Regions from separate parts of the Homo sapiens genome. Here region 2 is linked to region 1. Evidence: chromatin loops called from intact Hi-C (ENCODE). Cell type or tissue: chondrocyte. All regions are shown on one strand. Each heading gives the region's core, and the rest is flanking DNA. Links, peaks and the distances in the headings are about the cores only.

What was found. A loop is a pair of places that touch in the nucleus more often than their neighbours do. Peaks named below come from ENCODE experiments on the same cell type or tissue, not always from the same donor. Only the 100,000 strongest peaks of a DNase experiment are listed, where the experiment ranks them.
Region 2: a loop joins it to region 1, with 9 times the contacts of the local background. A loop is called at or near these places in 14 of 110 quality-filtered maps.

What each region holds. Positions count from the first base shown.
Region 1 is chr5:178,932,830-178,948,654 of GRCh38, forward strand. It overlaps ZNF454 (zinc finger protein 454), which reads left to right and starts at 8,369. Exons shown (of 5, transcript NM_001178089.3): 1 at 8,369-8,615; 2 at 9,856-9,995; 3 at 13,530-13,656; 4 at 14,068-14,157. The coding sequence starts at 9,963. It overlaps ZNF454-DT (ZNF454 divergent transcript), which reads right to left and starts at 8,186. Exons shown (of 1, transcript NR_186409.1): 1 at 5,847-8,186. ZFP2 (ZFP2 zinc finger protein) reads left to right here. Exons shown (of 5, transcript NM_030613.4): 5 at 1-383. In chondrocyte, for the core only: no CTCF peak of the experiment used is centred there; DNase peaks (open chromatin) are centred at 8,342 and 8,825.
Region 2 is chr5:178,874,520-178,890,344 of GRCh38, forward strand. It overlaps ZNF354B (zinc finger protein 354B), which reads left to right. Exons shown (of 5, transcript NM_058230.3): 5 at 8,190-10,501. The coding sequence ends at 9,772. LOC107986493 (a long non-coding RNA gene) reads right to left here and starts at 1,537. Exons shown (of 3, transcript XR_001743039.2): 1 at 1,526-1,537. It also overlaps the pseudogene RNU1-39P. In chondrocyte, for the core only: no CTCF peak of the experiment used is centred there; no DNase peak of the experiment used is centred there.

The sequences.
Region 1 (15,825 bases), core at 4,212-12,211:
GATAATACCACTGCAGAGAATCCATCTAAAAGTAGAGAAATCTTGATTCAGAATGTATAATTTCCTTTATATCAGAAGGTTTAAATAGCTAATATAAACAATGAAGAGTCATGCTGAAGATAAGTTCTGTTATATCATACCGCACATTCTCCTTTGGCTATCAGAGACTTTACACTGGAGAGAAAAATGTGAGAGTGTTTAACTGGACAGCCCAGAGACCTGGTATGTAGTCCTAATCTGCCACTGCCTTGGACAACTTGCCTACTTCCACCAGGTTATGGTTCTTTATTTGGTAAATGAATGATTTTGGAGTTAGAAATCTTGTAGGAGCTCTGTTAGCTCTAAAATGCTACAACTCTATAAATATAATGAATGCTGGGAAATCTTTGTTCTTTTACGATCTTATGCTGTCTGTATGCAGTCTAGATGCTCTTGTTCCACAATCTGGTTTCCTTGGATCCTTTTAGTCAAAATGATTTACCTTTACGAATTCCTAGTACCCTTCCATGCCCCTAATCTTCCCCTGCATTGTTATTTTGTCCCCTAACTACAGGCTGGTTTCCATAAATTAATGGAATAAGTATGCAAATGTTTTCATTTATTTATTTATTTATTTATTTTGAGATGGAGTTTCGCTCTTTTGCCCAGGCTGGAGTGCAGTGGCTTGATCTCAGCTCACTGCAAGCTCCACCTCCTGGGTTCATGCCATTCTCCTGCCTCAGCATCCCAAGTAGCTGGGACTACAGGCGCCTGCCACCATGCCTGGCTAATTTTTTTGTATTTTTAATAGAGATGGGGTTTCACCATGTTAGCCAGGATGGTCTCAATCTCCTGACCTCGTGATCCACCCACCTCGGCCTCCCAAAGTGCTGGGATTACAGGCATGAGCCCCCGTGCCCGGCCAAGTATGCAAATCTTAATGCAATAGCATGCTGTTTTGAGTTCTCAATTAATAGTTATTAAACTGTTGTTAAATGATCATTTAGAAAATAACATAGTCCTGTAAGTACAAAGGAATCACATATCTTTGTGTCATATTCTGGCTATCAAAGTAGAAAAGAAAAGACGGGGGCTGAACACTAACAGACATAGCCATCTGACCTGTTAACAAAATGTTGAGGCTGGACAAAGTGGCTCATGCTTGTAATCCCAGCACTTTGGGAGGCTGAGGCAGGATGACTGTTTGAGCTCAAGAGCTCAAGACCAGCCTGGGCAACATAGTGAGACCTTGTCTCTACAAAAAGTTTTCAAAAAATTAACCAGGCATGGTGGCACATGTTTGTAGTCCCAGCTACTCAGAAGGCTGAGGTGAGAGAATAACTTGAACCCAGGAGGTTGAGGCTGTAGTGAGCAGTGATTGTGCCACTGAACTCCAGCCTAGGCAACAGAGTAAGAACTTTGTCTCAAAACAAAAAACAAAAACGTTGCACCTCAAAAACATACTCAAAACAATATAGGGAGATTTTATAGATCTATAGTTACTGTGGTAGTTAAGATAGCTTTGTTTATTTCACACACATATACCAAGTCCTAAATATGTGTTAGACATGATTAGAAAATCAAAATGAGTAAGACATATTCTTTGATTTATAAGGGTTAAACTACAAAAGTGGCAGTATGATGGGAGAGGAGAGGAAGAATACAAGCAATCACAAGCAGAATCTAGGAAATTTGGTAAATGACTAAATGTGCCACTTGAATGAGAAGGAAGAGTCTAGGATGACTTGGAGTTCTTATTTTGGTAGATAAGGTTGCCATAATTAAAAACACCTATAGTTGCCCAATTTTGTGGGGCAATGATGAGTTCACTTTGGGTACATTTCCATGAGTCTGTGGGACATCCAAGGGAAGGGTCCTGATAGGCAGCAGAGTAAGTGATAAAGGAGACACATTTGCAGGACTGTCATTGATGGGTTAGGTGGTAAAAAGAGGAAGCAGTAGACGCTAAGTGGAATAAACAGCAAAAAGAAAAATAGAAAAATCAAAAGTTGGTGCCACAAAGGTAAAAAGATAGCTTTAACACAGCGATAGGAATAGTTAATACTGTGAAATGCTATGGAGGGCAAAGATAAAAACAGAACTATGTCGGCCAGTCGCAGTGGCTCACGCCTGTAATCCCAGCACTTTGGGAGGCCAAGGCAGGCGGATTACGAGATCAGGAGATCAAAACCATCCTGGCTAACATGGTGAAACCCTGTCTCTACTAAAAATACACACACACACACACACACAAATAGCCAGGCATGGTGGCACATGCCTGTAGTTCCAGCTACTCGGGAGGCTGAGGAGGCAGGAGAATGGCATGAACCTGGGAGGTAGAGCTTGCAGTGAGCCGAGATCGTGCCACTACACTCCAGCCTGGGCAACAGAGCAAGACTCCATCTCAAAAAAAAACAAAAAACCAGAACTATGTCCTTTTGTTTGGGCTATCAGTTTAAGACAGATGGCTTAACACCTCTGTTTGAGTGGGTTGAAGAGTGAGTTAAATGTTCAGAAGAACTTAGCAGCCTTACTGAGGTGGGAGAAACTCAGAAAGGTAACTATAGAGGGAGGCTGGGGCTTGGAGCGTACCAGAAGAGCTGTGGGCTGCACGCAATGGAAAGCCCAGTCCGTGATGGTGTAAGAAAGTAGAGATTTAGTTTTCTCACATAACAAATCTGGAAGTGGCTGTCACTTCTTCACAGATAAAACAATTCAGTGTCTTGAGTTTAATGTGGTTTCCATCATGGTTACATCATGATGGCCATAGTATCAAGTAATGTATCTGCATTCAAGGCAGGAGGGAAGGGGGAGGAGAGCACCAGCAACATTTAGTGCCTTCGATCAGGAGAGTTTTTCCCAGAAGCCACTCAGCAGACTCCTGCTTATATCTCATTGACCACAGCTGTGTTGCATGGCCACCCCCTAGCACAAGGAAGGCTGTGGAAAGAAGTATTTAACCCTTCCAGCCTCTATAGAGGAGGCAGGCACAAAAAAAGGGGGGTTGAGAATGGTGTTGATTTAGCCAGCCAACAATCTGCCAGGAAGTGTTTGTATGATTTAAGGTAGGATTGAGCAAGTTCATAACTGAAAAAAGAGGTGTGGAAGAGTGAAGGTCCAGAAAGGAGGGGACACGCAGCTCAAAGTGGGAAGATCTGGAACACAGGTGGAGGCTGCAGGGATCACTTTCAACAGGAGGAAGGAAACTTTTCCCTGGGAGAGATGTGACGCCACAAATGATGGGTACAGAAGACATTCGTGGGTGGCAACGGAGGAAGTTCCTGTGAACTCTTAACTGTTTGAACCTTCAGCATCCAGTCTTCCAGTCTCTCTTGGCTAGGTGACCTCTCAAGGTTAATATTTTACCAGTTTTGAGTCATTGCATCCATCCTAGGCTTCAAAACCCTTCATTTTTCCCTTTCTCTCTTGTCCTGTGCCTGCCTTCTGAGCGTTTATTTTGCTGCTGTCATTATCATTTCCATCTATTTTCTACCCATTTCTTTTGTCTGCCTCCTTTCTTCCCCTCTAGCTCTCTCTCTTGAGATCATGTGGGGAACAAGAAAAAAAATATCTGAAGAGGAAGGAGGAGACCCTGTAGAAGAGAGAGATTATTAAAAATCTAAGTTCCTGAGGATACAGCTAATTTGATGTTTTATTCCCCCTTCTTTCTGTTTTAACTCCAATGGTTTGTATTTGAGTATAGGCAAGGAGACCCAGGATCTGCATGCTGAGTTGAGAAGTGTATGTGTGTGGAAGGAGGCGAGGGCAGAAGAGTGGAGAATCTCAGTGTCAATGATTTGCCCCATCCTCCTCCAGCCTCCAAACTTGGAATGAAGGGAAGGGTGCTCTTTATTTGTGAAACAATAAAGAAACCAATTGGGTTTCTTTTGTGGAATTTCAGAATTAGGACAGAGGCACTTGGGTGTTAGAAGATCAAAGTACTAGATATGAGAGCTGATGCTGACATCTTGGGTCATGTGCAAATTTAATTGTAAGCAAAGGAATCCAACTGGGAGGAGTACTGGGAGTATAAGGGTCTGGGAGAGAGGGCCCTTCATTTCAGTGTCCGTTCTCAGGCAGAACTGAAGTTTCAGTAATATATGAGGATTTTTTGGTAACTTAAAGTACAGTACAGCCAGGCCTTGTGGCACCTGGGAATCACCAGCAGCCAAGGACGTGTGCATGCTCTCTCCCTCTGTCTTCGTCCCCCACCCCTCGCCACTGCTACCACCACCACATGGGCTCTGTTACTGCTTTGTCCATCCCCTCACTGGTGGTTGGATTCCTTTGTTTACGATTAAATTTGCACATGACCCAAGATGTCAGTATCAGCTCTCCTATCTAGTGAACTTTCATCTTCTAACATCCAAGTGTCTGTCCTAATTCTAAAATTCCACGAAAGAAAACCATTTGGTCCAGATCATCCTTTTAAGACAAGCCTCACAAGTCACCTTTTCTGGCTAAGTACCCATCCAGTCAGCTGGTGGGAGGAGGCCCGCCATGTGATCGCTGTCCATGCAGTCGGGCCGGTGTGCAGCAAACTGACAGATACGACCAATATGTCATGAGATAGTTACTGAGCACCTACTCAGTAGTTGCTAGTGATTTAGAGCTCAGAAGGAGCTCAAGGTAGGGAAGTCTGAAATAAACCAGGAGTTAGGATGCACTAGGGTAACTCTGAAGGTAGCAAGAAACACAGCGCCCTCTGGAACTATAGAGAATTGGGTGACCAGGGTATTTCCTCTATGGCTGGATCATCATTCAAAAGACTCAAATAGGGCCATTCCCTCCACTTGAGCTCTGTGAAATGGGCCTCTGGGCATTTAAAGAGGTTACCAGTCAGGGTTCTTTAACGAATAAAAGTGGAGCTGCAGAATATGGTGCCAGTACCCCTCTCCTAGATACTGCATAGCTTCCAACTGCCTCTGGCTCCTGAAAAATATCACAACAGATCTGGAGGAGAAGGGTCTCTGAAAAATTTATGAATGCTTATAACTTAATTGAGGTAGGTTATTTCCCTGCCTATATACACATTGGCATGATCTGATGGTCTGTGGTCAAGAGACTCATAAGTAATTGGCCTGTGCTGCATGTTATTGTGACAAGGATGAGTAAGACCTTGTTCCTACTCATAGTGTAGTTCATTCAAGCAACTAACATTTATTGAGCTCCTAGCATAAGTCAGCTTCTATGAATTCCAGGGTAAATGACGCCTGCTCTCTGCTGTCAAGTAGCTCCTAGCACACAGTGCCATAAGAGTGAACTAGTTGGGTGAACAGAAGACGGGAGGAAATGAGAAGGTGCAGGGAAGAATAGGAGTAATGGCAAGAGAGGCTAAGAGAGCATAGTGTATATTCAGGAAATTCTAAGAGATGTATGATTTAAGCATAGAGTAGAAGTCAAGAAGCAGGAAGAAATGAGGCTAAAGGAAGACCTTATTATATCACGCTTCAAGGGTCCCAACAGGGCTCAGCAAATGGACACCAGGAATTACTGGCACGTAGCCACTGTCCTGGGGAAGCGTAAGCAGACTGGTGATGGAGGTCTTGGTCAAATGTAAGTGTTCATTTGCATATCCATAGTTAATAGAGCAGAAGGGAAAGGGGTTCTCCAGACCACGTTTTAACCTCCTTTCTCCGAGGAGACTGGTTCCTGATGAGAATCCTTGACAGAAGCGGGGGCTTCCTCAGTGAATACTCAGAACAATATAGTGTGTGAGTCCTGGCTAAAGTCAAAGGGTGTGTCAGGCTTCATATCAGAGGTTTCACTGCTTCTCTTCAGCTTGAATAGTTTTGTTTTTTAGTTGGCTGTGGAAGGGCACCTGTTAGGTACTCCTAACAGACTACAGCATCACCAGGACAAATGGGTCAGATAAATGAAGGTTTTATTACTGTTTTCAGTTCTGGAAGACTTGGGCCTTTGTATGTCAGTTCTTTGCCATCTGGGTGACAAGTAATAAGAGCACTTTTGAACCTTCCAACATCAACAGGAGAAGGACTCCTGGTTCCAAGGACATGGGACCTGAGCAAGGCACTTAACAGATGAGTGCCTCAGTTTTCTCATTTATTAATAGGGCAAACCTCAGTTTTTGGTTGCATTAGATAATGTAAAGTGCTTGTAAAAGTGCCCAACATGGCCAGGCGCAGTGGCTCATGCCTGTAATCCCAGCACTTTAGGGGGCCGATGCGGGCGGATCACCTGAAGTCAGGAGTTCAGCCTGACCAACCTGGGGAAACCCCATCTCTACTAAAAGTACAAAATTATCCAGGCGTGATGGCGCATGCATGTAGTCCCAGCTACAGGGGAGGCTGAGGCAGGAGAATTGCTTGAACCCGGGAGGCGGAGCTTGCGGTAAGCCGAGGTCATGCCATTGCACCCCAGCCCGGGCAACAAAAGTGAAACTGTGTCTCAAACAAAAAAACTCCCAACATGTAGTTAGTGCTCAATACATATTATCATTCTTAAATTCCTGAAAACAATAATATCCAAACTCCTGAGCATAGCACCCAAAACCCTTCAATATCTTAGAATCATTAGGCTCTCAAAGCAAATGCCTTGTGGAAAGGTTATATAATTGTGGGAGGCTACTTGTAATTGTGGACTGCTGTCATTGCCTCCTCATTGGTCTTCCTGTATCCCCTCTAGCCCCACCACTGTCTGCCTTCTTTGAAGCTGACCAGTGCGTCTATCAAAACGTGCCCAGCCATGTCACTCTTTCAAATCTAATCATTTCCAGGCACAGAAATAAATCCAAATTTCCTTCCTTCAAGGCCTGTAGTTACTCCTGCAACAGCATCTCGCAGTCTTCCTTGTTCAGTAGGCCCTCGCCAGTCATACTGACCTTGCCAAGCCTGGAGTTCACCAAGCACACTTCTCTCTGGTCAGCATTTCTGTTCCCTCCCTTTAGAAGGCACTTTACCCATACAGTCACATCGTTTCTTCCCTCACTGTATTCAAATCTCTGCTCAGGTGTTACCTCCTCAAAGAGAACTTCCAAAACTGCTGCTTGAAATAATTCCCCGCCCCATCACACCCTAACCCCTAACAGTAGTGTTATCACTACCAGATAAATACTTTCTACTTGTCTGACCCCTCCTCTAGTACAATTAAAACTCCATGAGTGCAGGGTTTTCACAGCTATTTCTCCAGCCCCTGGACTCGGGGTTCTTACTCTCTGGAGCCCAGTTTGAGTGACCTGGAGTCACGAGGGAGGCGAGAGAGAAGGGTTACCAGCGATACTCACACAACATCCTCCCCCTCTGGTGCTTTGCCGGGTCCCTGGGAACTGCTACAGGGGCTGCACAGCGGCTGACCCTGGCCTTGTCAAGCACTTGACACATAAGTGCTCCAAAGTGTCTATGGAATGAAATCTTCAATAAAACTCCAAACAGAATGCTGTAGTCACTGACACTGCTTCCTAAAACGTGGCCAACAATTCCGTATGTGACAAACAGGTCACATTCTTGATTTTTTTTAACGACCAACAAAGTTAAAACCCTCTCATCTTTCCTTCCTGAGCTCCATGCAAATTACCTATTCAAAAGCAACTAAGTATCTCCAGTTGGATATTCTTAGGCATCATCTCATCCTTGCCAGTCTCTGCAAAATATGGTCGACAAAAATAAATACCACCTTCTTAAATACCACCCAGCTGTCCAAGATGGAGACTTCCTGGCATCCAGGCGCCTTCCTCTCCCTCGTCCCCACCTCTGAGAAGTTCCCAAGCACGAAGTGTTCTGCGTCCCGAACATTCCAGGGGCCGCCAGCCACCATGGGCTCTGTCCTGAGGTGCCAAGCAGGACATCCCTGCCCGACATCCTTGTCCTCCCGCACCGCACACGCGTTAGTGGCTGTGGCGTCGCCACCCCAGCACACGCTGGCCCGCCCGCAGTGCCAGGCTGGAAGTGTCGGGCGCTTGCCAGGCCAAGGGGCAATTCTGTTGCCTTCCAGGCCTTTTCGGCGCGGTCCCAGTCAGGAACGCGCCCTGTCGCCTCCCACTCCGTCTTCCGGACCCTCCCGATCCTCTCTCGTCAGCGATCGGGCGTCGCTCCCCTGGACTAACCTCCCTTGCCCCATCTTCAGCTTTTCGCTGATCTGCATCTTCCTGCGCCTTAGTGCAAGGCAGAGACCTGGTTCTAAAGCGAACGGAACGGAACCGATTCTGTAAGTTGCAATGAGCGCGCTGAGGTCGGCGTGGAGGGGTCTCTGGGAAAGGTAGTTTCCGCGCCTAAAGCGCCGGGGCCGGGCCCTGTTCCCGCAGGCGCAAGGCAGCACTGTCTCCGCCGATTGTCCCTCTGGGAAGTGGAGTCTGGCCGGCGGAACTGCAGCAGCCCTGAGACTTGTGGGAATTCGGCCCAAGGGTTCCCAGGGCAACGCGCAAGCGCAGTTCGGCTCCCGGCTGCAGACTCCAGCTCATTGTGTTCTGACTGCGATGTGGCGCTTGCGATCTCTCGCCGCCGGCAGAGGCTCCTCGAAGAGCGACACGGGGCTGACCAGGCACGGTGGTCAAAGCCGCAGAGGGAGAGCGGGAGCGGTCGTGAGGTCGTCTGGGGAGAAGGGCGGAGGCAAAGCCGAGGAGGTGCGGGTTGTGGTCCATTCTGGAGGACGCTGATCGAATGCCCCAAACTTCCCGGAATGTATGTCTGAGATTTGATCCCAGAGAGGGAGGACGGCCAGGGGTGGTCATCCTGGGCTGAGGGTCGAGTCTGTGAGTGCCTGTGGAGGAGATGGAGCCAGGGCCTCTGGCATGTGTCTTGGAGCGGACTCCGAGAAGCCCAGGGTTTCCTCTCAGGTGATAGATACACGCCTGGCGTGGTTCCGAGTCCTGCGCCAGGAACTCGCCAAGGCCGGAGGCAGCCGCTGCGCAGCCCCTGCCACAGCCCCCGAGGGACCTGGCGAAGCGGCAGGGGCGGGACGGGGCTGTGTGTGATTAGGGTTCCTAACCCTTCCCTCTCCCCTCCCGCCCAGCTCACACAAACGCCGCTTCTGCCCACCCGTGACTCCAGGCCACCCAGACTGGGCCCCAGAGAGTGAGAACACTGAGGCCAGAGAAGGGTTTGCCTGAGAGGCTTCGACAGTGAAGAGCCTTCTTAGCCTCCTTTCTGAGGAGGAAGAAGACCACCCTCCTTTTCCTCTTCTCCTGTCACTGCCAGATAAGGCAGCTGTTCCAAAGCCGCAGAGGGAGAGCGGAGCGGTCTTCCAATCCAGTCGAACCCAGACACTGCCCTCCGTTGCCTCTCCCCAGCGCTCCCACCTTTTCGGGTACATCCTGGTGGGTTCTGGAGCTGAATAACTTGTTAAAGAGATAATTCTCGGCCGAGTGCGGCGGCTCACGCCTGTAATCCCAGTACTTTGGGAGGCCGAGGCGAGCCGATCACCTGAGGTCCGGAGTTCGAGACCAGTCCGACCAACATGGTGAAATCCCGGTCTCTACTAAAAATATAAAAAATTAGCCGGGCGTGGTGGCGGGTGCGTGTAATCCCAGCTACTCCGGAGACTGGGGCGGGAGAATCGCTTGAACCCGGAAGGCGGAGGTTGCAGTGAGCCAAGATCGTGCCACTGCACTCCAGCCTAGGTGACAGAGCGAGACTCTGTCTCAAACAAACAAACAAAAAAAGAATTCTCTTGAGATCGCTCAGTGAGGCTGAAGGGAAAGACCAGAGGGTGGGTGGAAGGCATGAGAACTGGACCTGGAGCAGGCTTTCTGCAGGGAAAAGTCAATGTATAGTACCCTCAGAAGGAGGAGAGAGAATGGGGAGCAAACAGGAACCAAAACACTCACTGCTTGGGGTACTGGAGGCCTCCCAGGATGTGAATGCTCACTGCCTCGCTCTGGACTGCTGTATGAGAGCTTTTGACCCAGTTCTCTCCTAATAGCAGGTGTGTGGACCCTTCTAGCCTGAGGAGTCCTGCAGGTGTGAAGCTCCACACCTGCCTCCATAGCACTTTGCCTGTCCCTAAGAGGGCTCATCGGAGAAGAAAGAATGGCTGTCAGCCACCTGCCAACCATGGTCCAGGTGAGTGGGGGTTTCTTCCCCCTAAATTGCTTTCTGGATTTGAAGAGTGTGGCATGTTTGCTTCCTCAGACCGGGAGCTTTATTCCCAATCCAGTCCCACCCAGACACTGACCTCAGTTGCCTCTCCCCAACCAACACCCTCCAACCCCGCCCCATATCCGGCTCATCCTGGTGGGTGTTGCAGCTGTATAACTTGCTAAAGGTCACATAAATGTCACAGCTGGGACTGGAACCCAGGTCCCTGTGAAATCAAAACCTGTACTCTTTTCACTAGCAAGTAAGATTAGGGATCTGAAGTGGTAAAAGCATGTATTAGTCCCTTTTTACATTGCTCTAAATAAATATCTGAGGCTGGGGAATTGATAAGAAGTTTAATTGGCCCACGGTTCTGTAGGCTGTACAGGAAGCATGGTGTCAGCATCCACTTCTGATGAGGACTTTAAAAGCTTCCAATCATGGCAGAAGGTGAAGGGGGAGCAGGTGTATCACACGGTGAGAAAGGGAGCAAGAGAGAGAAGTGGGAGGTCCTAGACTCTTAAACAACTGGATCTCACGTGAACCAACTGAGCGAGAATTCACTCATCACCAAGAGGATGGCACTAAGCCATTCACGAGGGATCTACCCCCATGATCCAACACCTCCCACCAGGCCCCCCCTCCAACATTGGAGGTCACATTTCAACAGGAGAGTTGGAAGGGACATACATCCAAACTATATCAGGGCAGTATCTCACACAGAGCTCAAAGAAGGGCATTGTAGGAACACTTTTCTGGGGAGGTGTGATTTACTAGACTCTTTTTCTTTTATGACATTTGGTTTTTTTACCAATGAAATTATTCAAAAGACTATTCTGCCAAAAAGTCCTATAAATTCCTAAAACGCTTTGAGCAGTCCTAGCATCTTTAGAATAAGAATATGGGCCAGACGCGGTGGCTCACGCCTGTAATCCCAGCACTTTGGGAGGCCAAGGCCAGCGGATCACGAGGTCAGGAGATCGAGACCATCCTGGCTAACACAGTGAAACCCCGTCTCTACTAAAATTACAAAAAAAATTAGCTGGGCGTGGTGGTGGGCGCCTGTAGTCCCAGCTACTCGGGAGGCTGAGGCAGGAGAATGGCGTGAACCCAGGAGGCGGAGCTTGCAGTGAGCCAAGATTGTGCCAGTGCACTCCAGCCTGAGTGACAGAGCGAGACTCCATCTCAAAAATAAAAAATAAAAAAGAATATGGACTGTGCTTTGAAGGAGACAGCATTCATTTGGGCATATACATTCTGATACATTTGGTTAAATTGTTCTAATTCCTTCACATTTAAACCTCCCCAAGGACTGGGATGTGTGGCAGGAATCACTGGAAAGGATGACCAGCTAGGTGGGAGCGCCATGTTCAACATAGCACAGCTCACCGGCTGTTCCCCTCCTCCTCTTGGCTTCTGACTTGTCACTTAGGACCCTTCTCATGCACCACTTTTTCTGCAAAACCTGTCCGCACCCACAGTGCCAGTCTACTGTGATATTTTCCTTCCTTAACCTTTTCCTCAAAGTCACTGTCGGTGTCATACAATTTATCTTGTGTTTATAGGCTGCCTTGATTTGGTTGCCATTCAGCAGACATATGTTAGGGCTGTAAAATGTGCCAGGAATTATGATCTGGGCTACAAATACAAAGTGAACGATAAATGGGCCCTGACAAATTGGTTCATGGCTTCCATCCAAGTGTTTCTTGACTGCCTGTCATGGGCCAAGTCTCTGGGTGCAGGTAACGGAAACCTAATTCAGACTGCCTCAGGCAGAAGCAGGCACTGACTGGAAAGATATGGAGGTGTTCCCCCAAATGCAAAGGCAAAGACACAGCTAGATGTTGACTGTGGAAGTGGGATCTACAATAACCTGAGAGTCCTTTCTCTTGGACCTTTGGTTCCTTCTCTGGGCTTCTGCTTACCTCTTTTTTCTCAGTGAACACCAGCTCCCTTAACTTCTCAGCCAACTGGGAAGACAAGAGCTGTGATAGCTACTGGATTTTACATGCTAGGTTAGGTTTCGGCTACACCTGTGTGTCAGGACAGAGAGACTTTCCTCTGTGACCCCCTCTCAGAGTTTCTAAGAAAGGGACTAGTTCTAATCAGAAGGAACAAGTTTCCTATTGTGCAGAATGACTGGTTCCATGGGACCCATGTGTGTGTATGCACATGTGCACACGTGTGCATGTGTGTGTGTGTGTTGAGGGTGTGTGTCACAGGGTGTGTGTGGGGGTATTTGTGGGGGGGTGTGTGTGTTCGGGTGTGTGTGCGCGCTTGCATGTGTGCGTGTGTGTCGTGTGTGTGTTGAGGGTCTGGGGGATGTGTAGGGCTGTGTCTTTGTATGTGAGTTTGTGTGTATGTGTCTGTGTGTTTGTGTGTGTGTCTCTGTGTGTGTATTTGTATGTTGGGGTATGGGTATGGGTATGTGTTGTGTGTATGTGCATGCGCACTTGTGTGGTACGTGTCTGTCTGTGTATGTTTGTGTGTGTTTGTATGTGGGTGTATGGATATGGGTTGTGTGTGTGTGTCTCTGTGTCTGTGTGTGAGTTTATGTGTGTTTGTGAGGGGTACGGATATGGGTGTGTGTATGCTTGTGTGTGTATGTGAATGTGGGGGGGGTGTGTCGTGTGTGTGTATGTGGAGGGATATGGGTGTGTATGCTTGTGTCTGTGCATCTCTGTGTGGGGGGTGTGGGTATGGGTCTGTGTTTGTATATAGGTGTATGTGTGTGTCTGTGTGCTTGTGTATGTGTCTCTGTGTGTAGGGGGTGTGGATATGGGTGTGTGTTTTGTGTGTGTGTGTATGTGGAAGGGTATGGGTATGTATGCTTGTGTGTGTGTGTCTCTGTGTGTGGGGGGGTGTGGGTATGGGTGTGTGTGTGTGTTGAGGATGGGGAGGTACACACTGAAGAAAAGCAGGAGTTGCTGAGCAGCCACAGATAGGTGTCGAGTACATGGGCCGTGTTCCAGATGCAGGGAAGGCCAAGAGATGTAGAGACAGACAGTCCACATCTTGGAGTTAACAGTCCAGCGGGGGAGACTGAAGGTAAACCAAACATCACAATAAAATGGGACAGTGTCTTGATGGGCCCTCATAGGCAACTGTAGGAGCCATCAGGGAAGGCTGCGCTGAGCGAGCGGTGTTGAGTGAGCCGTGTCTATGCTGAGACCTGCGTAGGATTTGGTCCCCTGGGGTGAGCGGAGAGGCAGGGCTAGGCGGTTTGAGGGAGATGGAGAAAATGTTCTGGGCTAAATGAATGGCAAGTTGGAAGTCCCAGTGCTGAGAAAGCCTATCTTCGCCACCATATATGTTTCTTCAGCGTGGAGAGCAATGTCTAGTCCAAGGCTAGGCCCCTAGGAGACCCTGAAGAGTGATGAACTTGTCACAGAACGCCAGCTCCCTGTGTGCCAGCAGTCCTGTAAATGCGCACAAGCTCCTAGGGGCTGCCAGTCTCTTTTCCAGAGAACCATGTGCAGGGGTAGCCCCTGGTCAAGGAGAATGAATTTGCTGTTGCAGGAATCGGTGACCTTCAAGGATGTGGCTATACTGTTCACCCAGGAAGAGTGGGGGCAGCTGAGCCCCGCCCAGAGGGCCCTGTACAGGGACGTGATGCTGGAGAACTACAGCAACCTGGTCTCACTGGGTAAGTGGGACCCCTGCAAGGTTTCTCTTCACTTTTGGGGATCTCTTTGGGACCCTTACATTGACACCATATAGAAGAGTCGGTTGGACCAACTGAGGACGCTGTCTTCAAGGGTGCCATTAATTTTACCTGTCCTTGGTGTCCTGGGCACAGGCCTCTTTTGGAGTCCACTGCGGATGCCTCAAAAGTGACTAGGGTCAAATGCTTTCTTTCTGGCAAGGAGGGGAACATGGGATAAGATTGTGTCAGGCCTGAGTAATCTTTTCCTCCCTCTGGGAACACACCTGACCCTGGGCTTTCCTATCAAGTCCCATTTCCCAGCAAGCTCTGAGGACCAGGCTTTGTCTTTGCAGTGATTTTTATCTCTCGTATAAACAGATGTGGTTCATTTTTGTCTCCCCTTAAAAACAGGACTCTTAGGACCCAAACCAGATACGTTTTCCCAGCTAGAAAAAAGGGAAGTGTGGATGCCAGAGGACACCCCTGGAGGCTTCTGTCTTGGTAAGAATCATGTGTGTGGGAGACACCGGGAGGAGCCCTGCTGGGTAGGGAAGGCTCCGTAGGGAAGGCAGGGAGGCTTGCAGATGCACCTGCCTGAGGATTGAGAAAGAGCCTGTTTCACATTCGTTCACCTGAATACCTTGTTGCTACTTTTGTTCCAGCCTGCACTACCAACATGTAGCAGGCCTGGACCCTCCCCGCAATGATTTTTCTTCTCTCCCTGTTTGGCGTAGATTAGTAGAGTCTCTGGTCTAGAAAAGACTCAACTTCATCTGGGCAGTTCTCCCCACACCCCCATTCATGGGTGTCCTGTTCAGCATCTGACAGTGCAGTCTCTGCCTGCCCTTCTCTCATGAGGAGCCACAGCATGGCAGCTTCTGGTGTTAAGAGCCAGTTATCATGTGCCCACAAGGTATCTCCTCTAGCTACACATTGCACTTGTCTTCAACTACCTCCATATGTGTTTGTCCACGTGGGTTATTTATCTTCTACGTTTTGCTGGCCATTGTCTTTGACTGCAAGTGCCATGGAGCCCAGGTTATTGTATATTTTGCTGTGTTGCTCACACCTAGCGTAGTGCTTGGCACCTAGTAAGTGGCACAGACTTGTTGCCTGGGGATACAAAAGACATGACAGTTTGGTGATGGTTACTTGTCTTGAGAAGCTCATTGTATCGGTGGCTTAAGGGCAGTGGTGTGTTTTTCTCCCTTAATCCCCAGTATTCGAGAGAGCTTGGTGCCTTATCCAAGCACTGTAGCGTCTCCCTGTCAGCTAGCATTTTGCAGGCTGTGGAGTATTTTTATAAACCTTTTGCTACAGATTCTTCACGGTAACCCAATGCAGTAGGCGGGAATTTATATCCTACAATAAATAACTGTGTACCTGGAATATCTAGAACCCAATTTGTTATGGAAATTAAATATCTCTTTATTTTTTTTTATTTTTTGAGACGGAGCCTCGCTGTGTCACCCAGGCAGGAGTGCAGTGGCGCAATCTCAGCTCACTGCAACCTCCGCCTCTTGGGTTCGAGCAATTCTCCTACCTCAGCTTCCCGAGTAGCTGGGATTACAGGCGTGTGTCACCACGCCTGGCTAATTTTTGTATTTCTAGTAGAGATGGGGTTTCACCATGTTGGCCAGCATGGTGTCGAATTCCTGATCTTAAGTGATTCGCCCCCCTCAGCCTCCCAGAGTGCTGGGATTACAGGCGTGAGCCACCTCATGTGTCTAGAAATTAAAAATCTTAACTCTAAAACTCAGTTGTCAACAAACAATTTTTAATATACCCAATAATATTCTGAATAGTCTATGAATTTGTATATTCCATTACCAAACTAAGGCATTTTAAATATTTTATTCTGTATTATACAAATAGTCTTATAACAAAAATGGAGGCAATTAAAAGAAATTCATCCACAGTTCTACCACCTTGGCATCACTGTTTTCACCTAAATCATTCAATCATCCATTCATTCATGATTCATGGAGTCTAATTCTTCATTGCACCCTTGAGAGAGGAGTATGGAGGTGAAGAGGACTTTTGTGCCTACAGAGATTTCATAGTCAGGTGTGGGTGATGACATGAAGGTACAGCCAACCACAGTTCAGTGCATCTGGGCCCCTGCCCACACTCTGTTCCCGCAGGCATGATTTCTGAGTTTCGTGGAGA
Region 2 (15,825 bases), core at 2,682-10,681, 60 kb before region 1:
GCTTGGTCTGTTCTGCATTTCAGTTGCATTATGAAATTCTTGTAGTATGTTTTTGAGCTCTATTAGATCAGTTTGGTTCTTTCTTATCATGGCCATTTTGTCTATCACCTCCTCTATTATTTTACTGTAATCCTTACATTCCTTGGATTGGGTTTCAACTTTCTCTTGAATCTTTATGATCTTTGTTCCTGTCCATGTTCTGAGTTCTGTTTCTGTCATTTCAGCCGCTTAGGAGCCCTTGCTGAGAAACTAGTGCAGTCTTTTGGAGGAAAGAAGACACCCTGGGTTTTTGATTTGCCAGAGTTCTCATGATGGTTCTTTTTCATCTGTGTGAGCTTAATGTTTCATTAACTGTGATGTAATTTGAGTATAGTCAGTTGACTTCTTTTTGAATGTTTTCAGAGGGCCAGTGTTTTATGCAGGGTGTTTATTTGTAGCTGAATTCTTGTCCTAGTTTCACAGAGGGGTATATTAGCAAAGTAATTTTGGTGTTAAAGTTTGGGCTGTGGTCTGGTAGATGGGCTTAAGTGTTATGGCCAGTAGGTAGGCTCTTACTCAGCTATGTGACTCCTCTGTATTTCCTCAAGATTGCAGCCGTGCCCCTCAGTGCTCTGAAAATGTGGGCTCCTCTCCCACTCGAGTGCTGGCTGCACATCTCAGCTTAGCATTGCCAGGCTGCCCACCATAGCTCTGGGGTGATCTTGGTTTATGTTCGCTTCCTAGCTTGGAGGCAACAGGGGAAGGGACTCCGGTTGGTGGTAGTTGTGGCAGAGAGCCTTTCACTTGTCTATGGGCCTCTACCCTAAAGAGATGCAGAACCACTGTCAATCAGTGCAGTCGGCCCAGGGTGGGTGACTGCCCTGTGCCCAAGATGGGGAAGGAGGCCCTGCCTGGTGAGGAGCAGGAGGAGCTGGCAGGGGAAGGGAGGTCACCAGCGAGACAGACTGACTGCTGCTTATGGCAACTGCAGCTTCCTGGAGGTACAGCTGAAGTACTCAGGGTTTTTGTTCCTTCCTCTGTCCAAGGGTAGCAAGGGCAATACCACTGCAGTGGCAGTGACAGAGGGACTTTCGGTTGCCTCTGTCAGCTCCACCTCAGAAACATGGAGCCACTGCTACTGGGAATCTTCAGCCGAGGGGCGAGGTGGCTACCCTGCTGGCCTGAGGTGGGGGATCTACTTGGTGAAGAGTCAGGGATTGGTTCTCACAGGGAGAAGAGACTGGGCTCCTGTCCATATGGTGACTGTGGCATGCTAGAAGCCCAGATGAAGGCTTCACTGTTTCTTCCCCAGACTGAGGGCAGCAGGTGTAGGACTGCTGCTGTGGCAGTGGCATAGGGGCTATCAGTTGCCTCTGGGAGTCCTTCCTCAGGGAAGACAGAGCCACTACCAGTGGGAATGCTCAGCCAGGGGAGGGACGGCTGTTCTGCTGTCCAAAGCCAGGGTCCCTGCCTGGTGAAGAGTTGGCTATGGGAGCTCACAAGGTAGAGAGACTGGGCTCATCTCCATATGGTGGCTGTAGTGTACTAGAGGTACCAGTGTAGCGACCGGGCCCTGTGTTCCTTCCCAACCCAAGGGTGGATAGTGTGGTACCATTTTAGCTATAGTGGTGGAGGGGCTATGGGTTCTCTCTCAGATTTCCTCCTCAGAGAAATGCAGAGCCACCTCCAACTGAAGCATTCAGGTAGGCTTGATGGTTGTGCTGGAGTCCCAGGTCGGGAGGCCCTGTCCAGTGAGGAGAAGTGGAAATGGGGACCCGTGTGGGGAACAGTCTGGCCGCGTTTTGTGAGGCAGCTGTGCACTTCCTGGAGTTCTGTTCCAGTCCCTAATCACTGTGCCCCCTCCAGAGCCTGAGGGCAACAGCAGTGAGGGCTGTGGCACAGCAAAAATAGCAGCCTGCCTCTCCCTTCGGGAGCTCTGACCTAGGGAAGTACAGAGCTGCTACTGGCCCGAGAGCCTAGGCAGGGCTGGTGTGACCATGCGAGGGTCCCAGGACGATGCATATTTCGGCCTGCTTGATGGCATCCTACATGGCCCTTAAGTTCTGTTCACTTTTTAAGTATTTTCTACTTTTTCTTCCTTAGACTCAAGGAATTTTAATTTTCCTATCTTAAACTTTGTTGATTTTTCCTATGGCCCGCTTAAACCTTTTGAATTTCCCTAGTGAAATTTTCATTTCAGTTATTATGCTTTCAACTCCTAGAATTTCCTCTTGGTTTCTTTTTGTTTTCTTTTTATTGATACTTCGATTTGTTCATTATTTTCATGAGTCATTCATATTTCCCTCTAGCTCTGAGCATCTTTATGATAGTTGTCTTTGTGTAGCATGCCACCATCTGGTCTTCTCCATAGATGTTTTCTATTTATTTTTTTCCATTGACTGAACCATACTTTCCTATTTTTTTATGCCTTTTTTTTTTTTTGTCTTACAGTGTTGCAACTCGGGATCAGATTTTCCCACTTCTGTAAGATTTGCTGGGTTTTGTTTTGTTTTGGTTTTTGTTTTCTTATTGCTGTAGGGTGGCACTAGTCCAGGAATTAGCCTGAAGTATAACCTGTAGGTCTTCTCACATTTTTTTCTGAGCCCACGTCTTTCCCTGGCCTTGTGCAGTGACTTTCTAAATTCCCCATGTGTGCAGTTGTTCTTTGTTTTGTTTTGTTTTGTTTTTGAGATGGAGTCTTACTCTGTCACCCAGGCTGGAGTTGCAGGGGTGTGATCTCAGCTCACTGCAACCTCCACCTTTTGGGTTTAAGCGATTCTTCTGCCTCAGCCTCCTGAGTAGCTGGGATTACAGGCACCCACCACCACACCTGGCTAATTTTTATGTTTTTAGTAGAGACAGGATTTCCCCATTGGCCAGGCTGGTCTCGGAACTCCTGACCTCAAGTGATCCGCCCACCTCAGCCTTCCAAAGTGCTGGGATTACAGGTGTGAGCCACCAGGCCAAATGTCCTTATCCTTAATGTCTGATTCCCCAAAGCAGAAAAAGAGGGGAACAGAAGGGGAAAAAAGTAGGCACTGTTCCTTAAATCCTCTGGAAGCCACATCAGGTCAGTGGGGATTGCAAAAATGGCAGCCTGCATTTGTGTTTGCACCTCCGTGATTCAAAGCAGTAATTTGCAGTCAGAACCCAGATCCCCATTATTTGGAGAACAAGGTCTTTATTGCCACTTTGGCCACCAAAGGCCACGCTAGGGATGCTAGTACGGCTTCAAGCCATGAGATGAGGAGATTGGAGATGGGTAGCTGCTGCCAACTAATATTAATTTCACTTGACTGGCCAGGCCTTCCCCTAGAAGCTACAAGCCTTCATATAGTTTCCAGAGTTTCAAAATAGTTGTATCAGACAGATTCTGACACCTCAGTTGTCTAGGTGGATAGATAGAACCTTGGTGCTTCCTACTCTACCATCTTCCCTGACATCTACTTTTTCTTTTACCTTACATTTATTTTGCACTTTTGGCATTTTCTGTCTTTAAGTATGTAAGTAGTATGCCACCATCTGGAGTTCTGATGGGGAGGTGCTACTGATGTCTATTGGGTAGTATGCTGAGGGTGAGGTCTTGCATAAAAGTCACAGTTAGGCCGGGCGTGGTGGCTCACGCCTGTAATCCCAGCACTTTGGGAGGCCGAGGCGGGCGGATCACGAGGTCAGGAGATCGAGACCATCCTGGCTAACATGGTGAAACCCCGTCTCTACTAAAAATACAAAAAATTAGCCAGGCGTAGTGGCGGGCGCCTGTAGTCTCAGCTACTTGGGAGGCTGAGGCAGGAGAATGGCGTGAACCCGGGAGGCGGAGCTTGCAGTGAGCCGAGATTATGCCACTGTGCTCCAGCCTGGGCAACAGAGCGAGACTCCGTCTCAAAAAAAAAAAAAAAAGTTACAGTTATGAAGTTAATTCTTATCATTTGGGGAAGAGATTTTGATAGGTTGCTTGTCACACATCCATCATTATCTTCAGCTACCCAGAAGGCTTTGTTTGATATTTACTCTTTAAATGTACATTTTATGGCACTTAACCTCGGTGCCCATTTAGGTCTCTTCCAAGTATACTTTCCTTTCTTTCCTGTTCTAAAGCCTTTTAAAATAAACTTCCACTCTTGCTCTGAAAAGAAATAAACATACATTTTGTCATTTGATAAATGTTTAAATTTTCCACTTGGAGGTTTTTTTGTTTGTTTTGTTTTGTTTTGTTTTTTTGAGATGGAGTTTTGCTCTTGTTACCCAGGCTGGAGTGCAGTGGCACAATCTCGGCTCACTGCAACCTTTGCCTCTTGGGTTCAAGTTATTCTCTGCCTTAGCCTCCCAAGTAGCTGGGATTATAGGCATGCACCACCACACCTGGCTAATTTTGTGTATTTAGTAGAGACGGGGTTTCACCATATTGGTCAGGCTGGTCTCGAACTCCTGACTTCAAATGATGCACCCGCCTCAGCCTCCCAAAGTGCTGGGATTACGGGTGTGAGCCACCACACCCGGCTGAAAGTATGTTTTTAAAGTATATATTTTTTAGGACCTTGTTGTTTGTGTGTGCTGCTTTTTTTTTTGAACTGGAGTCTCACTCTGTTGCCCAGGCTGGAGTGCAATGGTGCCATCTCGGCTCACTTCAGCCTCTGCCTCCCAGCTTCAAGCGATTCTCCTGCATCAGCCTCCCGAGTAGCTGGGATTACAGGCATGTGCCACCACACCCAGCTAATTTTTGTGTTTAGTAGAGATGGGGTTTCACCATGTTGGTTAGGCTGGTCTCAAACTCCTGACCTTAAGAGATCTCCCTGCCTCGGCCTCCCAAAGTGCTAGGATTACAGACGGGAGCCGCTGTGCCCAGCCTGTGTGCTGATTTCTTTGCAGAAACCAGAGTTGTTTTTGTTTTTGTTTTTTGAGATGGAGTCTTGCTCAGCTGCCCAGGCTGGAGTGCAGAGGCCCAATCTCGGCTCACTGCAATCAACGTTTCCTGGGTTCAAGCCATTCTCCCGTCTCAGCCTCCTGAGTAGCTGGGATTACAGGCACCCGCCATCATGCCCAGCTAATTTTTGTATTTTAGAAGAGAGGGGGTTTCACCATGTTGATCAGGATGGTCTTGAACTCCTGACCTCCTGTGATCTGCCCGTCTCAGCCTCCCAAAGTGCTAGGATTACAGGTGTGAGCCGCCGTGCCTGGCCCAGAAACCAGAGTTTTTAAATTGCAGCTTTCTTAGTAGGCATGGGCTATAAAAGGAAAAAGATTAACCCACTCACTCCTGTTACAAGGAAGGACAGAAAGTGGAAGAAAACTTCATTTTTAGTTTTGTTATGGAAAAGTTCGAGTATATATAAAAGTAGAGAGAATAGGCTGGGCGTGGTGGCTCAAGCCTGTAATCCCAGCACTTTGAGAGGCCAAGGTGGGTGGATCACGAGGTCAGGAGATTGAGACCATCCTGGCTAACACGGCAAAACCCCGTCTCTACTAAAAATACAAAAATTAGCTGGGCGTGGTGGCATGTGCCTGTAGTCCCAGCTACTTGGGAGGCTGAGGCAGGAGAATGGTGTGAACCCAGGAGGTGGAGGTTGCAGTGAGCTGAGATCACGTCACCGCACTTCAGCCTGGGCGACAGAGCGAGACTCCGTCTCAAAATAAATAAACAAAAAAGTAGAATAATATAATGACTTCCCATGTATTCGTCATCCAATTTCTTTTTTTCCTTTTCTTTCTTTTTTTTTTTTTAGACGGGGTCTCACTCTGTTGCCAGGCTTGAGTGCAGTGGCACGATCTTGGCTCACTGCAACCTCTGCCTCTTGGGTTCAAGTGATTCTCCTGCCTCAGCCTCTTGAATAGCTGGGAGTGTAGGGGCACGCCACCACACCCAGCTAACTTTTGTATTTTTAGTAGAGATGGGGTTTCACTGTGTTGGCCAGGATGGTCTCGATCTCCTGACCTTGTGATCTGCCCACCTCAGCCTCCCAAAGTTTTGGGATTACAGGTGTGAGCCACTGCACCCGGCCTCCTCTTTTTTTTTTTTTTTTAAAGACAGGGTCTCTTTGTCACCCTGGCTGGAGTGGAATTAGATAATCATGGCTTATTGTAGCCTCCTGGGCTCAAGTGATCCTCCTGCCTCAGCCTTTTATGTAGCCAGGACTGCAGATGAGTGCCACTATGCCCAGCTAATTTATTTTGTTTGTTTTAGAGATGGGATCTTACTGTATTGCCCAGGCTGATCTCGAACTCCTAGGCTCAAGGGATCCTCTTGGCCTCCCAAATTGCTGAGATTAAAGGAAGGAGCCACTGTACCTGTACCCAGCCCATCACCCAATTTCAGTAGTTGTCAACTCATGGTCATTTTTTTTTTTTTTTTTTTTTTTTTTTTGAGATGGAGTTGCACTCTTGTTGCCCAGGCTGGACTGCAGTGGTGTGATCTTGGCTCACTGCAACCTCTGCCCCCAGGGTTCAAGTGATTCTCCTGCCTCAGCCTCCCTAGTCACTAGCATTACAGGCGCCCGCCACCAAGTCCAGCTAATTTTTGTTATTTTTAGTAGAGACAGGGTTTCGCCATGTTGGCCAGGCTGGTCTCAAACTCCTGACCTCAGGTGATCCACCTGCCTCAGCCTCCCAAAGTGCTGGGGTTACAGGTGTGAGCCAGCACGCTTGGCCAACTCAAGATCATTTTTGTTTCATCTGTTCCAGTGATTATCTACCAGGACTGATTCTGTCATTTGTCAATGTCTTGAAAGATTTTTGCTTGTCGCAAGCCTGGAGGGAGGAATTGTGAGGGGCAGGTGCTATGATGTCTGTTGGGTGGAGATCAAAAGTATGCTGCTAAACATTCCACAATGCACAGGGCAGCCCACCCTATCCACACAACTAAAAAATCAGCCCAAAATGTCATCTGAGGTTGAGAAATCCTTATCTGTATCTTGTCTTAATGCACTGACATTTGTATAATGTTATTACATCCAAGAATAGGAGAGGTGATTATTTGTTCAGATATACTTTAATGTCATTCATCTGATATACTTTAATGTCATTCAAGACTGGTATAAAATTTCCCTTATATAGATTTTTCATATTACTTGTAAATTTACTGTGATTCTTAGTATAAATGAAGGCTATTGATTTTAATATGTCAATTTTATATCCAGCTACTTCAGTGAGTTTTATCATTCATTCTCTGGACTGTTTTTTTGAGATGGAGTCTCGCTCTGTCACCCAGGCGCAATCTCGGCTCACTGCAGCCTCCACCTCCCAGGTTCAAGCAATTCTCCTGCCTCTGCCTCCCGAGTAGCTAGGATTACAGGCGTGCGCCACAATGCCCAGCTAATTTTTGTATTTTTAGTAGAGATGGGGTTTCACTGTGTTGGCCAGGATGGTCTCAATCCATTCTCTGGACTTTTTAATATTATCTGCAAATAGAGGTAGTTTTACTTTCTCTTTACTCATATCTAATTGATTTATATTGCCTGATTGCATTGGTTAATATGTCTAGTACAGTGTTAAATTGTAGGGAAAATAATGGGTGTCTTTGCCTTGTTCTTCAGCATAGCAGAAATAGCTCTAGTGTATTTAATAGATACTAGCTTTAGGACAAAGGTCTATGTATTCTATTATGTTGAGGAAGTATCCCTCAGTTCATTTTTGCTTGAGTGTGTTTATTGTCTGTGGTGCTGAATTTTGCTGAACATTTTCTCAGCATCTCTAGATGTGTATTATTCCTTACTTAAATGCATTTAATGTACTATAATAAGTGCTATAATAAGGGGAGTGAGTTGTTGGAACTCAAAGTTAGGAAAAGGTACACAGAGGAGTTAACATTTGAACTGAGTCTGAAGGATACAAAGGAGTTCAGAATGTAGGAAAAGGAGGGAAGACATTCAGGAGTATAAATAATTACAGGAATGGGGTAATTTATGAGTCCATCATAGGCTTTGGGTACTAGATTATATTTCCTAAATTCATATGCCTCCTCCTCCTCTGATCCTTCTGCTCCATTCTCTTGGTCACTCTTACACACTCACCCGCCTTAACTGAGTTTGTTTTATTCATTTGTTCACTTATCAGTTCAGCTGTCATCCATTATTTTATATAGTGTTTTTTAGAATTTTATCCTCTTTTAGTCATATAGCAAACCCTTACTGAGATACAATTAATCCCTTCTACACATTTAGTCTCAGCCAATCACATGAATCATGGGCTGTTGCTTTCTTTTTTTCTTTTTTCAGGATGTAAGAGCACACCTAAAATGACAAAGTCAACTCAAACTCAGGATTCATTTCAGGAGCAGATAAGGAAAAGATTGAAAAGGGATGAACCCTGGAACTTCATATCAGAAAGATCCTGCATATATGAAGAGAAATTAAAGAAACAGCAGGACAAAAATGAAAATTTACAAATAATTTCAGTTGCCCATACAAAAATCCTTACTGTAGATAGAAGCCATAAAAATGTTGAATTTGGCCAAAACTTCTACCTGAAATCAGTCTTCATTAAGCAACAGAGATTTGCTAAAGAAAAAACTCCATCAAAATGTGAAATACAAAGAAATAGTTTCAAGCAGAATTCAAATTTACTTAACCAATCAAAAATCAAAACAGCAGAGAAACGCTATAAATGCAGTACATGTGAAAAAGCCTTCATTCACAATTCATCCCTTCGTAAACATCAGAAAAACCACACTGGAGAAAAATTATTTAAATGTAAAGAATGTTTAAAAGCTTTCAGCCAAAGTTCTGCTCTTATTCAACATCAAAGAACTCATACAGGAGAGAAACCCTATATATGTAAAGAATGTGGGAAAGCCTTCAGCCATAGTGCATCCCTTTGTAAGCATTTAAGGACCCATACTGTGGAGAAATGCTATAGATGTAAAGAATGTGGTAAATCCTTCAGTCGAAGGTCTGGGCTTTTTATACATCAAAAAATCCATGCTCAAGAAAATCCCCATAAATACAATCCAGGCAGGAAGGCATCCAGTTACAGCACTTCCCTTTCTGGAAGTCAGAAAATTCATCTCAGAAAGAAGTCCTACTTATGTAATGAATGTGGCAACACCTTTAAGTCTAGCTCATCCCTTCGTTATCATCAGAGAATTCACACTGGAGAGAAGCCTTTTAAATGTAGTGAATGTGGGAGAGCCTTCAGCCAGAGTGCCTCTCTTATTCAACATGAAAGAATTCACACCGGAGAAAAGCCCTATAGATGCAATGAATGTGGGAAAGGCTTTACTTCTATTTCACGACTTAATAGACACCGAATAATTCATACTGGAGAGAAATTGTATAATTGTAATGAATGTGGTAAAGCCTTAAGCTCCCACTCAACACTTATTATTCATGAGCGAATTCATACTGGAGAAAAACCATGTAAATGTAAAGTATGTGGAAAAGCCTTCAGACAGAGTTCCGCTCTCATTCAACATCAGAGAATGCATACTGGAGAAAGACCCTATAAGTGTAACGAATGTGACAAAACATTCAGGTGTAACTCATCGCTTAGTAATCACCAGAGAATTCATACTGGAGAGAAACCATATCGATGTTTAGAATGTGGGATGTCTTTTGGCCAAAGTGCAGCTCTTATACAACATCAGAGGATTCATACAGGAGAAAAACCCTTTAAATGTAATACATGTGGAAAAACTTTTAGACAAAGCTCATCACTTATTGCACATCAAAGAATTCATACTGGAGAGAAACCCTATGAATGTAATGCATGTGGGAAACTCTTTAGCCAGAGGTCATCCCTTACTAATCATTATAAAATTCACATTGAAGAGGACTCCTTAAAAGCCGATTTGCATGTGTGAAAGCCTTAAACCAAAACTCATCAGAGAATACATGCTTGAGAGTGATTTATTAAATATAATGAATATGAGAAAACTCTTAGTTCTCATCAGATACTAAGTTTTAAGAATAAACTTTAGCTATGTAATAACTTATGGGAAAAGCTTTTATACTTGTCACTCACTTTTTAAAATATCCCGAGACAGTTCACTGTTGCAGACATTGAAATTGGCCATTTGTAAGATAAAAGGTATGTTTATAAAATCTCTTTATATAATATATGCTATCTATGACATGCAAAAAAGAAAAGTCTGGGTGCTGAGGTGCTGAATTTTTCATTAGAAAAACATTTGTATAAACTACTATTATATAAATATAAGCATATTTATTACAGCAAACATTTTAATAGCAAACAAAACAATTGATCTTAAAAATATATGCAATATATACTTACCTGGCAGGGAAGATTACCATGATCACGAAGGTGGTTTTCCCAGGGCAAGGCTTATCCATTGCACTCCAGATGTGCTGACCCCTTCAATTTCCCAAAATGTGGAAAACTCAACTGCATAATTTATGGTAGTGGGGGACTACATTCGCACTTTCTCCTGAAATATATATATATATGCAGTATTAGAGCAAAGGACCAATAAGAGATAAAAACTAACTGAACTACCTCTTAGTGCCTGGAATTTACCTTTTCCTGACTTACTGTCAAACTTCGTGCATGGCTTTTATTAAAAAAGAAAAAATCTGTTCTCTTCTTTGTTGTAGTCATGTCCAAACAACATCTAATAGCCTCCCATATTTTCTATACATTTCCTAGTTTTGTTTTCAGAATTTTTTCTTTATTGTCTTGAAGTCATATTTATTATGAAACCATACTTGCTATGCTCTGAACAGTAATGTTAGATAGTTTAGGTTGAAGCATTTTGTTTGTTTAGGCAATCACTTCAAGGTTAAAGCTATTAATATTTTTTTAGTTGGCTGCAGATGAAATCCTAATTGTTTAAAGAGCCTATCACTTGTGACAGTCTTCAGAAGGAATCAGTTTATGAAATAAAAGTTTTTTTTCCTCGTGGGGTTTTAAAAGTTTCAGACTGCAAAGGAAATTCTTTAAAAATAATTGTAAATTTCAAAACTGATTTACTTAGAAATGTTTGTTTAAGCCTGAGTTTGGGCCAGATATTATCCTGAGCGCTAGAAATTGTATAGAAGAAAGAAACAGACCTTAAAGAAGTCATGAATTGAGTGGGTGGAGAAGAGGAGGTTAAAGGGAGTAAGCAAATCATAATGTGTTGGGGTTTTCACAGATAAATAGTTAAGCTGTGATGCTGTGTTGCAGAATACAAATGGAGAGATTTGCATGGGATGCAGAAATATGGAAGACTAACCAAGCAGACCAGGAGAGACCAGCAATAGTGTCCCAGAGACCATGATGTCTGAGCCCAGTTTTGGAAGAATAGTAGGTATTCTTCATGAAGTGAGATCCTGAATAGAGGGAGCCACATATGCAAAGGTGTAGGGTGGGTGGGTGACAGCATATTACATTTGTAGAGAATCTATAGGAAGTAATGAAAAAGAAAAGCTTGAGAAGAAGGCAGTGGCTAGGTAACAAAAGGTCTTACTTGCCAAACTAAGGAATTTGAATTTTATTCTGAAATTTAGGGTACTAAGTAACGACTTTAAGTGATGGAAACTGTATTGCACGAATGTGTAGAGGATGAATTTAGGAGATTGAAGACTGCTGAACAGACTGAAGCCTAGAATTCAGCCTCCAGTGATGGGTGAAGGAGGCTCTAAGCTCAAGCAAGGATAGTCAGTGAAGAATATGTTGCACATGCTAATGTAGTAAGAATAGATAAGGCATAGTTTTTGCAATCAAATAATTGGGGAAGGTGATTGACACACAGGGTAGATTAACTTTACCTGGATGGATGGTGGTGTGATATGCCTTGTAGGCAATATAGGGGTAAACAGTTTGATTTTATACATGTTAAATGAGTCATCCAAACCCAAAAGGTCAATTTGAGCTGGATGGCTTGAGTTAGGAGTAATTAAGATATAGTTAGTGAAAAGCTTGGCACATGTAAATTGGCCATGAGAATGTACAGATTAGAATGAGAAAGGGATCATGGATACAACCCAGGAAAACATCAATATACAAGAAGTAGATGAAGGAATTGTGCAAAGATGAAAAGGAATGGCCCTGTATGTAGGAGAAAAGGCAGAAGAGTGATGTCACTGAACCCAAGGGATAAATGAATCTCAGATGGGCAGTAGTGTCAGGTGCTATAAAGGAAGTAATAAGGAGAGTAAATTGGTAAATGAGATAATTGTAGACTTTGGCAAGAGAAATTTCACTGAAGGAGGGTGAACAAGTAGGCTGTTGAAGACTATTTCAAATATAATTGAAGGGAAGAATGACTTAGGGACCATTTCTGGTTTAATAATGTATGCACATGTTGAGGGTAGATTAAAGAAGACATTGCTGGGAGGAACAACTTTTGTGAAATAAATTGGAGTCATAGCATAGGTGGAGGAATTAACCTTAATTTCAGGGATGGAAAAGCCCACATAAAGAAGGGAATACAGATAAGTGATTTGGAGGTGAAGGAATTTTCTGCCTGCTGACTCATTTTCTCTAAGGAGAAAGACTTCATTTTTTAAGAGTCTCAATTTGGATATTTGAGTGCTTAATGATATTAAATTAATGAGTTTCAATCCTTGTCCTGGAGGTTTTTTGGGAAGTCAAGGCTCTTGAGTTTTATTTCCTACCCTTGTTTCTATAAGAAAGCTCCATGTTTGTCAGTTTCATGTATTTGATAGTTGTTATTTTTAATTATAAGGAAAAAATTTGCTGGTGAATTAAAGTTTGAAAACTACTCAGGGAGGGAGAGAAAATGCTTTTTAAAAAGTGGTAAATCTGAGGAGACTGCAAAGAAATGTCAGAGTTCAACAGGCATGTGGAGGTAGATGGAAAGGCATTCCAAATTGGAGAAAAGCTTGAGCAAGGCAAGGAGGCATGACGTGTTCATGGTATTATTGCAAATTGTATTTTAAAACTTCATTCCTGTTTGTTCCTAGTATATAGAAGTATAATTGGTTTTTGTATATTGACCTTGTATCCAGCAACCTAGCTAAATTCACTTATTTCTAATAGCTTGCTTGTAGATTTTTTTGGATATTTTACACATAATGATAATCTAAATAATTTCCATTCTGTTTCTCTTTTCCAATCATAATACATTTTATTTTTCTTACATTATAGCACTAGTACAGGCCAGTACATTGTTGAATAGAAATGATAAGTATATTTCTCTATTTAATATTATGTTAGCTTTCTTTCCAGGCTGGGCATGGTGGCTCACACCTGTAATCCCAGCACTTTGGGAGGCCAAGACAAGAGGATTGCTTGAGCCCAGGAAGGAGTTGGAGACCAGCCTGAGCAACAACAACAACAAAATTAGCCAGGCATAGTGGTGCACATCTGTAGTCCCAGCTACTTGGGAGGCTGAGGTAAGAGAATTGCTTGAGCTCAGGAGGTTGAGGCTGCAGTGAGCTGTGATCCCACCACTGCACTCCAGCTTGGGGAAAGAGCAAGACTCTGCCTCCCCCACATGCGCCCCCCCACCCCTGCCCCTGCCAGAAAAATTGTTTGTGGATCCCTGTTATCAGAATAAGGACATTCCCTCATATTCCTAGTGTGATGTGAGTTTTTATCATAAAAGGGAGTAGTATTTTGTCATGTCCATTTTCTGCATTGGTTGAAATGATCATTTTGTTTTTCTCTTCATTCTTTTAATAGATAATTGTTTGAATTTTGGTGTTAACCAATGTTTCATTCCTGAAATAAATTCTACTTGGTCATGATATATCATCATGTATGTGTATATGTATATAAGATCAGGTTTCTTCCTTAGTAAACAGAAGCCTGATGAAGTGCCCAACGTTGTGTTCTAAGAACTTAGAGCAAAAGGAAATTATCCAAGTCTCAAGGAAAGATGTAATAATACATGGAAATGAGGTACTCTTGGAAGGCAAGGCCTGGGAGCAAAAGGCTCAGAGGAAGAATAAATCTAGCATTTGTAGGGACCTGTAGGGAGACTGGCTTTGCTGGTGTAGAGGGCTCCTGGTAGGATAAAATAAAAATATTTGAAATGAAAGCTACAGTTACCCTGTCAGAGACTTTGAATGCTGTCTAAGACTGTAGGAGTTTGGATATGATGATGGACATATTAATTCACTATATTTCTGAGGAGCAAATGACCAATTTGAGACTATTTTAGGAAGAATTATCTGATAGAATAGATGATTCAAAGATTATTTGATCATTTCTGATTATGATCAAATGATTCAAAGATTATCTGATCATTGAGAAACTGAAGGACTGATTGTTGGGAGTAGGTCTTTGGGCGAGTCTGTGAGAAGAGTTCTTAATGAGAACTAAAAAGGTTATTTCTGTTCTTGGTGTCCCAAACTGCTCTGGTATTTTGCCAAATACTACAGATAGTAAAATTCTTAATTAAAGCTGACATGGTTATATTTTTAAAAATTTAGGTGCAATTAGTCTTTCAAGATCAGAAGATATTTAGTTAGTATCATAGTTCAGTCTGTTCCAAGCTGTAAAGTCAGTTATTTCAGTAATGTAATTTCTAAGATCTATAAAAAATGAAAATATTTTATTTTCTTATATAACTTTCTGTGAGAGCATTGAACAGTCAAGAAACTTGTATGTTTTCCAGCCCCCATTCTGCTTCAAGTTACATGGTGTCTAGCCTTTTCAGCTCTAGAAATTCTACATTATTATGTAATATCCTGCTTTATGGGTCTTGGTGGTATATGGTATAGATCAACTCAAAATTTAAAATTTTCATCGTATGAATTTTTGTGTAGAGATTTCAAGATGAGTTGATCTGAGAACAAAAAGAACTCCAAAGAAATCTTACTATTTTCCTGTTGGTATATATTGTTCAATAAAACACTATATTGGTATATATTGTTCAATAAAACACTATATTGGTATATATTGTTCAATAAAATAATTATGTATTACGAATTAAATTTTCAACCTAAAAATCAGATTATTCCAGGAAGATGGAATAGACAGATGTACCTTTCCTTATTTATCCCATACATCTGAAACCTTGTATATTATAAATAAACATAAGACTCTGGTGAGTCTTTTTTTTTTTTTTCCTTCAAGACGGTCTTGTTCGTTCCCAGGCTGGAATGCAATGATGTGATCACGGCTCACTGCAGTCTTGACCTCCGAGGCCCAAGTGATCCTCCCACCCCAGCCTCCAAAATAGCTGGTACCACAGTCCTGTACCATGCACCACTGTGCCTGGCTATTTTTTTTTGTAGGGGTGGGTTTCCCTATGTTTCCCAGGCTCCAACTCCTGGGTTCAAGTGATCCTTCTGCCTTGGCCTCCCAAAGTGCTGGGATACAGGTGTGAGCCACCATGCCTGGCCAGTGGTGATTCTTTTTGCCTCATATATCCCAGACTTGGAGCTGAAGAAGATGGAAAACCCAGAAACACCAACAGAGACCCACCAAAAAAGGAAGCTCTAAGAAAAGTCTACTGTCTCTACTCAAAGGACCAGGAATTGGGCAGTTTAGCAAGTTCTGTCTAGCAAGACAGAAAACTTTAGACAGCCACTCTACTTTGGTCACACAACCAGATAAAGCTGCTCCCATGACTATACACACCAGCAAAAGCCAAGTGGGAAGTCTAAACTTCTGCCCTTGTAAGGATGAAAAGAAGGCTCATAAAACCCCTGCTGGGTGGTATCAGAGAGTGCCAAGAGCTAGGTTATTCATCCACACTGGCTGGTAATGAGCACCTGCCCCATGCCAGCAATAATAGCGGGGACCATGTGCAGAAAGGGCTGCTATCCCCACCCAGTAGGAAGAAGGCATCATTCCCCTTTTCTGGTAGGTTGGTGTTAAGTGGAGGCCTAGTGCAGAGTAAGACCATTTACCCCTGCCCAGCAGTAATCAGACCACATTCCAACCCCACAGTGTCATTGGAGGCTACATAGGGAGCAGGAATAAGTCACACTTAATACCTCC